Regions from separate parts of the Mus musculus genome. Here regions 1 and 3 are each linked to region 2. Evidence: chromatin loops called from intact Hi-C (ENCODE). Cell type or tissue: left cerebral cortex. All regions are shown on one strand. Region 1 has its middle 5.6 kb from the start of Gm41566. Region 2 overlaps Hsf2bp (heat shock transcription factor 2 binding protein). Region 3 has its middle 6.8 kb from the start of Gm30509.

What was found. A loop is a pair of places that touch in the nucleus more often than their neighbours do. Peaks named below come from ENCODE experiments on the same cell type or tissue, not always from the same donor. Only the 100,000 strongest peaks of a DNase experiment are listed, where the experiment ranks them.
Region 1: a loop joins it to region 2, with 6 times the contacts of the local background. A loop is called at or near these places in 1 of 42 quality-filtered maps.
Region 3: it touches region 2 in a loop (11-fold over the local background); 12 of 42 quality-filtered maps call a loop at or near these places.

What each region holds. Positions count from the first base shown.
Region 1 is chr17:31,891,109-31,893,608 of GRCm38, reverse strand. No RefSeq gene overlaps it. Among named protein-coding and RNA genes, the nearest start is that of Gm41566, 5.6 kb to the left of the region's middle. In left cerebral cortex, no CTCF peak of the experiment used is centred here; DNase peaks (open chromatin) are centred at 599 and 1,541.
Region 2 is chr17:32,022,069-32,024,568 of GRCm38, reverse strand. It overlaps Hsf2bp (heat shock transcription factor 2 binding protein), which reads left to right. Exons shown (of 8, transcript NM_028902.1): 3 at 1,700-1,803. Among named protein-coding and RNA genes, the nearest start is that of Hsf2bp, 11 kb to the left of the region's middle. In left cerebral cortex, no CTCF peak of the experiment used is centred here; DNase peaks (open chromatin) are centred at 559, 803 and 1,286.
Region 3 is chr17:31,876,633-31,879,132 of GRCm38, reverse strand. No RefSeq gene overlaps it. Among named protein-coding and RNA genes, the nearest start is that of Gm30509, 6.8 kb to the right of the region's middle. In left cerebral cortex, a CTCF peak has its summit at 1,424; a DNase peak (open chromatin) is centred at 1,300; H3K27ac peaks cover 299 bases.

The DNA of each region.
Region 1 (2,500 bases), 130 kb after region 2:
ATCCTTCCCTCCAGTGGTCCAGGAGGAAGTGTGGCCGATGTCCTGAGATGCCCCTGAGTTTCTTCCTCTCGATACTTAGAAAAGCACCAGCTCCCCACTGACTTGGCTCATGGGGGACCTGACTGCTTGTTTCCTATAAAGTCCATTCTTTTCAATGCTGTCTGAGAGAAGCCAGTGAAATGAATTATGAGAGAAATGGATTTAGGGATGTGTGCATGTTGTGTTTGTGTTTCTGTCTGTCTGTCTGTCTAGAAAAATGAGTTACTAAGAAAGACGAGGCTTGAGCGTGCAATGGAGGCCGTTACCCCAGTTATCAAGGGGAGCAGCTCATCACTGTTCACTCACGCTGTAGGCACCTCTGACTCCCGACATGTCTGCAGGACATAGTGTCACCACCATGGACAGGTCACAGCCTTTGCCACCTAGGGCAGGAGCTCTGGTGGGCAGATGTAGTGGATGCCTCACCTCAACCATAGATCTCCTGGCCTTAGCCAGCTGGCAGTCCCCTGTGGTGGCATCCACTAAGAATGCCAGCGCCACAGCATGATGGGAGGGCTGGCCGGGGAGCCTTAGTCATCAGCGCGCTAGTGAATCATGTTCTGGCACCTCCAGGCTAAGTGGTGATCTGTCAAGGCAGCTGGAGACAGGCCCCAGCTGGCAGGCTGCCCCAGGCACAGCCTGGAGTCAGGGAGGCGAGGAGGCCCCAGGGGTGCCTCCGGATAAGGCCAAGAGATGGTCAGGTTTCAGGGTCGTCCTGAGAGCCCAGAGCGCTGTTGTTAATCCAGACTCTGATGAGAGAAAGCGTCCCACATCTGCAGGGCACACAGGACAGGACTCCGAAAGCTGCCCACACCCCACAGAGCTGTTTAAAGGGGAAAAAGTCCTTGTCCTTGGCCTGATGTTGAGTCTCCTCTTCTAACCCCCCCTCCTCCTCCCTCTCCTCCTCCCTCCTCCATCTCCTCTTCCTTTCTCCTCCTCCTTCTCCTCCTCCTCTTTCTTCTCTTCCTTCCTCTCCTCTTCCCTCTCCTCCTCTCTCTTCCCCCTCCTCCCTCTCTTCCTCCCTCTCCTCCTCCCTCCTCCATCTCCTCTTCCTTCCTCCTCCTCCTTCTCCTCCTCCTCTTTCTTCTCTTCCTTCCTCTCCTCTTCTCTCTCCTCCTCACTCTCCTTCTCCCTCTCCTTCTCCCCCCCCTCCCCCCCCACTCTTCCTATTTTCTTTTTGTTTCATTGGAAAATGAAAGACTATATTTTCTTAGAGCAGTTTTAGTTTTACAGAAAAATTGACAAAAGTACAAAAAAGACTCACATGACCCCTCCAGCTCCCTCCCCATGGGGACTCCCTATGATGCTGTCTTGTATTGGAAGGGGACACAGGCACATGGATGAGTTGGATATTCTAGGCATTTAGAGAAATGTAGAGCTGTGAGTGTCCCAGGTGACAGTGTCTGCAGAGTCCCCGCTCCTCCTGGCTCAGCTTTCTTCCTCTCTCCACTCATGTCTCCTCACCACCCACCCCTGCCCTGCATCCCAGACAACCACTGACAGTTTACTGTCTGCCTGATCTGCCTTTTCCAGATGGCCTGTGGTTACAATCTCATAGTGTACAGCCTGCCTGGCTCTTTTCAAATGACAGTGTGCGGAATCCTAAAGACATTCGGGGTGTGTCAGCATCTCTGCTTCTCTGGAGTTTTATTCTCTAGAGCGGGAGTGTATACAGCCAGTCTTGTTTTCTCTTTGGCTTCCTTGACTCCATCTGAGAGCCCAAGGCTGGGCCACTGTGACTCCTGAGACTGCAAGGAGACAAAGGAGACTGCCTCAGAAAGCTGTTTAGATAGGCAAGGAAAGGGAGCAAGGCTCCAGCCCTCAGCTCCTCCAGGCTCTCAGTTCCTCTATCTAGGCTGTGTTGTGTTAGTGAGCTCACAAATGTGTGCAATGCACATGTGCCAACTGAGTGTGTTGTTAGGAGTGTTTCAAATGTGAGTAAGGATGTGTCTTAGGTGCACATATACATCCGTGCACACATATGGGTGCGCGCGCGCGCGCACACACACACACACACACACACACACACACACACACACACACAGAGTCCATGTGTTTGTGGTGGGATAGAGGTTTCCCAGGTGCTGGGAGGGCAAGCTCCATCACCTTGCTGCCATGTGGTTGAAAAGTGAACTCTCCAGAAGAGTTCCATGGTGCAGGTGGTAGTAGGGGTCACAACAGATAGAGTTATGCCCCCTCGCCCCCTCGCCCCCTCGCCCCCCTCACCAGGGTGTGGTTATTTGGCTTGGGCTGTTGTTTCCTGGACACGGGGGGGGGGGGGGAGGAGGACATGCTTGTGTTGGGCTAGGGTACTGACCCCCACAGTAGAATCACTAAATGCCTGACAAGGTTTCTGTGGTGGACAAAGGCTGACCAAGGGCCTTCTGGCAGCAAAGCACTCACCTGATACCTGAAGGCAGAGCTGCTGCTGGCATGGACTTGGGGAAGGGCATGGTGGTAC
Region 2 (2,500 bases):
GAGCTGAGGCTGTTGATTTGAAGTAGTTGGTTTTGAAGTATGATTAATTAAAGCCTCTGCTAGGAACCTTGTTAGAAATTTAATTTCTTTGGGCTGGAGAGATGGCTCAGTGGTTAAGAGTATTTGCTGCTCTTGCAGAGAGGGCTAGGATTTGGGTCCCAGCACTGGTAACCCACAACTGTATATAACTCCAGTCCCAGGGGATCTGACACCCTCTCCTGGCTTCCATTGGCACCAGGTGTGAACATGGTACAGATACATATATGCAGGCAAAACATTTATACAGTTAAAAAAAAAAGGATTTTTTTTTCTTTTATGTGTGTGTGAGTGCTTGCTTGTATGTTTGTTCACGGTATTCACACTTGGTACTGAGGAGCCAGGATTGGGAGTCAGAGTTGCAGGCAGTTGTAAGCTGCCATGTGGGTTCTGGGAACAAAACTCTATAAGATCAGCCAGTGTTCTTAACCACTGAGCCATCTTTCTAGCTAATCTTTAGAAATCTTAAAAAAAGAAATGTACCTTCTCTTTACCCCTCCCTGAGGAGCAGTTGGCAGCTACTGGTTGTTGGAGGAAGGGGAGTGGTTCTTCTCACTGCTGTAGTCATTGGTAAGTCACCTGTGCTTCTTGTTCACACAACAGATGCTAAACTGAGAAGGTCATACCCAACCCTAACAGCATCCACAAGCCATGAGAGTAAGAGGAGGCTTCTTGACAGTCAGGTGGTCAGCAGCAGTGGGAGATGCATGAGAGTGGAGGATGGGGGGAGGGGGCAAATGTAGTAGATATGTCCATGAAAGTGGTAATAGGAAAGAGTTACCTTACAGAGAAGAGATGTAAGTTCTGAGGCCCACCTAATAAACTCCATGTGCCAGGTCCAAGTCCCCTGGGATCCTAAGCATATTAGGCTTTAGCCAGCTGCTCTCTCTTAGTATTTATTCTCAAATCTTGCATATATATTGGCAAAAAAAGAGTTTGATTTCTTAGCCTTGAGATCAGACTATTAAAATTTTGAATTAAATACCCCATTTTTTGAACAGTGGTATTTCTGCAGTATGACAGTATTTAAAGTTGATAATATGCTTCTCGTTGGTTTATTGATGTGGGTGTCTTTTGAGTTTTTTGTTGGCCATTTGACTCATAAGCTAAATGCTGGTGGAGAGGAAGTGTTACGTCGTCACTACCCCCTCACTGTAGCATGTTCTTGTCTTGATCTCTGTTGCTTCCCGCCTCCGTTTACTACTGCAGTTGTTCTATTGAGTCAGTCTGCCAGTTGGTGGGACTTGCTCTGTGAGTCAGCTCCTGCTGGCACCAGCCACTCATGAGATGCCTTCTGCTTTTTATGGCACAGACACACGTTTGTGCCATGAGAGAGTCAAGCGTCCCAGCTCTGCCTTCAGTACTTTAAATAACTCATTTTCTTGAAGTCTTGAGTACCCGTCTGGCAGAAAATGAGATCTTAAAATCACAAAGTAAGAGAACAGGAGAATTTCTCTCAGGACTGGAGGCAGTTCAGTACCACATTGTGCTTAGTGTGCATGGCATGGGGTTCACTCTCCAGCATCTATTCCCACCCCACCCGTCTAACAACAACAAAAAGATTACTCGTATGGCTTGGAAACTGGAAGAGAGCTTAGGCACAGGACTATAAGAATGTTGTATGTGGTTCCACATGTCTTAAGTAATTTTCTGTCTCTTCTAGACCTGGAAAGAAAAGAACAAGAATTAGAGCAACTGATAATGGACCGTGAACACTTCAAAGCCCGGCTAGAAACTGCACAGGCAGACAGTGGGAGGGAGAAGAAGGTAGGCTCTTGGGCAAGGTGCCTGCAGGGGCTGGGTCCCGATACTGTCGGTTTGCTGCCTTTTGCTTCTGAGCAGCAACTGATCTCTTATTTTCTCTGTTAACCCTCAGGAGATTGTAGTTTCAAAGATGTGCATTTTGAGTAAGTTTGTAGGTAGGCGAACTGTTCATAGAGTTTATAACCGTTTAATAGGTAGATCATTTACTTCCTTTTAGCATATTGTTTTTGCACATTTAGAGTCCTTGGGCATGAGAGAGTGTCTGGTGTGAATGTTTGTGTATATTATGCAGGCTTGTGTATGCTTCACTTTGTTCGGAAGTTGGTTCTTTTTTTCTCCATGTGGGTTCTGGGTTGTGGCCACAGGTTGTGTACCTTTACCCAGTGAGCATCTCACCAGCCTCCTTTTAATTTTTATATTTAAAAGGCTGCTTCAACTGAACATGATGGCGCACGCCTTTAATCTCAGCACTCAGGAGGCAGAGGCAGGTAAATCAGCAGGTATTACTGTTGTACAAGAGTTCTGAACTATCCAGTCCAGGGCCATACTGCCTACGTGCTAAGGAATTCTGAATGTTTGTGACTGTAGTAGAGGTTTAGAAACTGGTAGAGTTGGCTTGGATTTTAATACTGAGCAAACAGAACATGGTTTATTATTAAGCCTGGATTAGGTTTTGTGTGAACTAACACAGTTGAAGTTT
Region 3 (2,500 bases), 150 kb after region 2:
GTGCATGTGTGTGTGCGTGCGTGTGTGTGTGTGTGTGTGTGTGTGTGTGCGCGCGCGCGGGCGCCACAGGTCAGACAAAGCTTAGTCATGGTCAGGAGGAGGAGATGATGAAGCCAATACATCAGGGGCTTGTTGTTTCCAATGAAATACCTTTTTAGAGTCTGAGAGTAGACGTCCCCAAGGGAAGCCACACTGGATAGCCAGGAGCCAGCCAGGAAGCAGAGAGAGCAAGGGAAAGGTGGGAGGGGGTCTCGTGTGGTTTCTCAGTGAGGGAACTGGCCAGGGCAGTCAAGAAAGCAGCTGAGGACAGGCTGATGTGGAAGTGAGAACCGTCCTGGGTTGTGAGAGTTTAAGGGATGGTGGCCTGGGCGACTTGGGTGCTATAGACTGCGGTTGAGTAGTATTTGAACTACACCCTGTAAGGAAACGCTTAAATGCCTCTAGGGATTGACTTAACCTGAATCTGACAGTCTCTCCAGGGGCAGCAGGGACCAGGCCAGGAATTTTAAGATAAAGAAGTTATAAGATGTAACCCTTTCTCTCCAGGACTGGGAGACTATAGTGATTGGAGGGAAGATAAGATTGACACAGCCCGTAATGGGCGTGGCCAGCGGTGGGGATCAGGCTTTCACTGGAAGAAGCATTCTTTATCTCTTGTGCGGGTATCTGGCCTGGTGCTCAGGTGGCCCTTGCGCCAGTGTGACCCATTCTCACCCTCAAAATGTCCTCAGAGAATCTTGAATGGGGAGAAATGAGTCTCAGGACTAACCCACTAAGAGCTTCGCGCGCCCAAGCTAAAGACCATCTGCAAGAGTGATGGAGAGCGATCCCCCGTTCTTATCAGCATTTCCAGAACAGCATGTTGGATGCTAGGGGGTCTCTCTAGTTCCCCTGGCCTCCCTCTGAAAGATGGCCCTGCCACCAGCCCCCCACTTCTCTGTCTCCAGGGCCTAGAAACCAGATATGGTTGGATTCAGGAGGGGGTGCAGGGTTGGATTACCCCAGCTGGTGGGGATGCCAGGCACACACCAGCAGCCGGTACACAGCTTCCCCAGGGACAGATTAGAGGATCTCCCTCAAGTTCCTCTCTCGGGAGTGCCAGCCATGTTTTGACTTCCACACAGGTCTATGAGGAACACCCCAAGGCATCTGCCGGATGTGCTGTCAGAGGGTTTCTGGAAGACAGATGGCCAAACGGAAGTTTGGGACGGAGGTGCAATGGCGTGGGTGCGGATCCGCACGACGCCCACTTCAGCTGAGAAGAATTCCTGGTCCTCTCCGAAGCTCCATTTCCTCCCCCTTGTGAAGTAGAAAGGACAGCAGGCGTTCTCTTTAGAGAGCTGTGGAGATTGGGGGCTGGGGCTGGGCAGGAGGCTCGAGTAAACACCAGCTGCCTTGGGTTGGGTGCTGCAGCACCAGAGGCTCGGAGGAGCAGAGGAGCCTGGAGGGAGATGAGGGCTCTGCAGCATTGCCTGCACTAGTCAGGAACAGGGTACATATCAGAAAGGACACTGGGAATCAGCCTGGTCCTAGCTTTACTGGAAGGGCTGAGCCCAGCACAGCCAAAGAAACAGCCAGATTGCAGGATCCAGTAGGCCTTGCGGACATGGGCCCCCAACTGGGAAATTTCAGTGGAGGAAGCCAAATGAGCTAGAGAAATCCCCTGGGGTCACACATGACTCTATATTCAGAAAGAGGCTTCTGAATGCAACACACCCTCCTCCCATCTTGCCCCAGGCCCCTTTGTGCAGGCCCTCTTGCAGAAGAAGCGACCACAGAGAGAATGGTTTGGGAAGCCAAGGGTGTCTAGCCTCTGGCCCAGGAAGCTGCTGTGGGGGCCAAGCTGACAGACTGCCCCACGGAATGCCCTTAAGCTGACAGACTGCCCTTTTGCTTACCTGGACTCTAGCCTTGGCTTTTTACCCCTGACAAAACGTGGCTGGTCTGGTCTTACACTGCAGTCCTCTATGGACATGCTGGCTTAAATTGATTCCTCCCCCCCCCCCCCAAAGCCATTGTGCAGAGAACGGCTTTCAAATAAAGAGTCTGGTATAACCCAGTTTTCTGGGGCCATAACCCAGGGCTCTTACATGGCTGGCTGGCCTGGGTCCCTCTTCTGTCTGTTGTTGGGAGCTCTGTGAGCCCATTCACTACCTGCCCATCTGTGGGGCCACCCTCACTGGCCTTAATAGCATTTGCACTTTAAGGAGAGCTCTTCCATACAGAGAGGAGGAAGAGACAATAGAGACTCTGTTGGCTGGCAGAAACTACCAACTGCATGTTTCTTATGTTTAATTTGATGGGACGTTGGACACACACAGTTGGTGCTGTCCCGGCAGCAGACAGGCCCAAGATAACCCTTGTTAGAGCCCAGCTGGTGCCTGCAGCTCATCAGGGAGAGCTGAGCCCTGGTATAATGTCCAGTGGCCAGGGTCCCTTTGCCCACTAGGACCCACAGACAGAATGCATATCTATCTTCAGGGCCACCATCAACCTACAT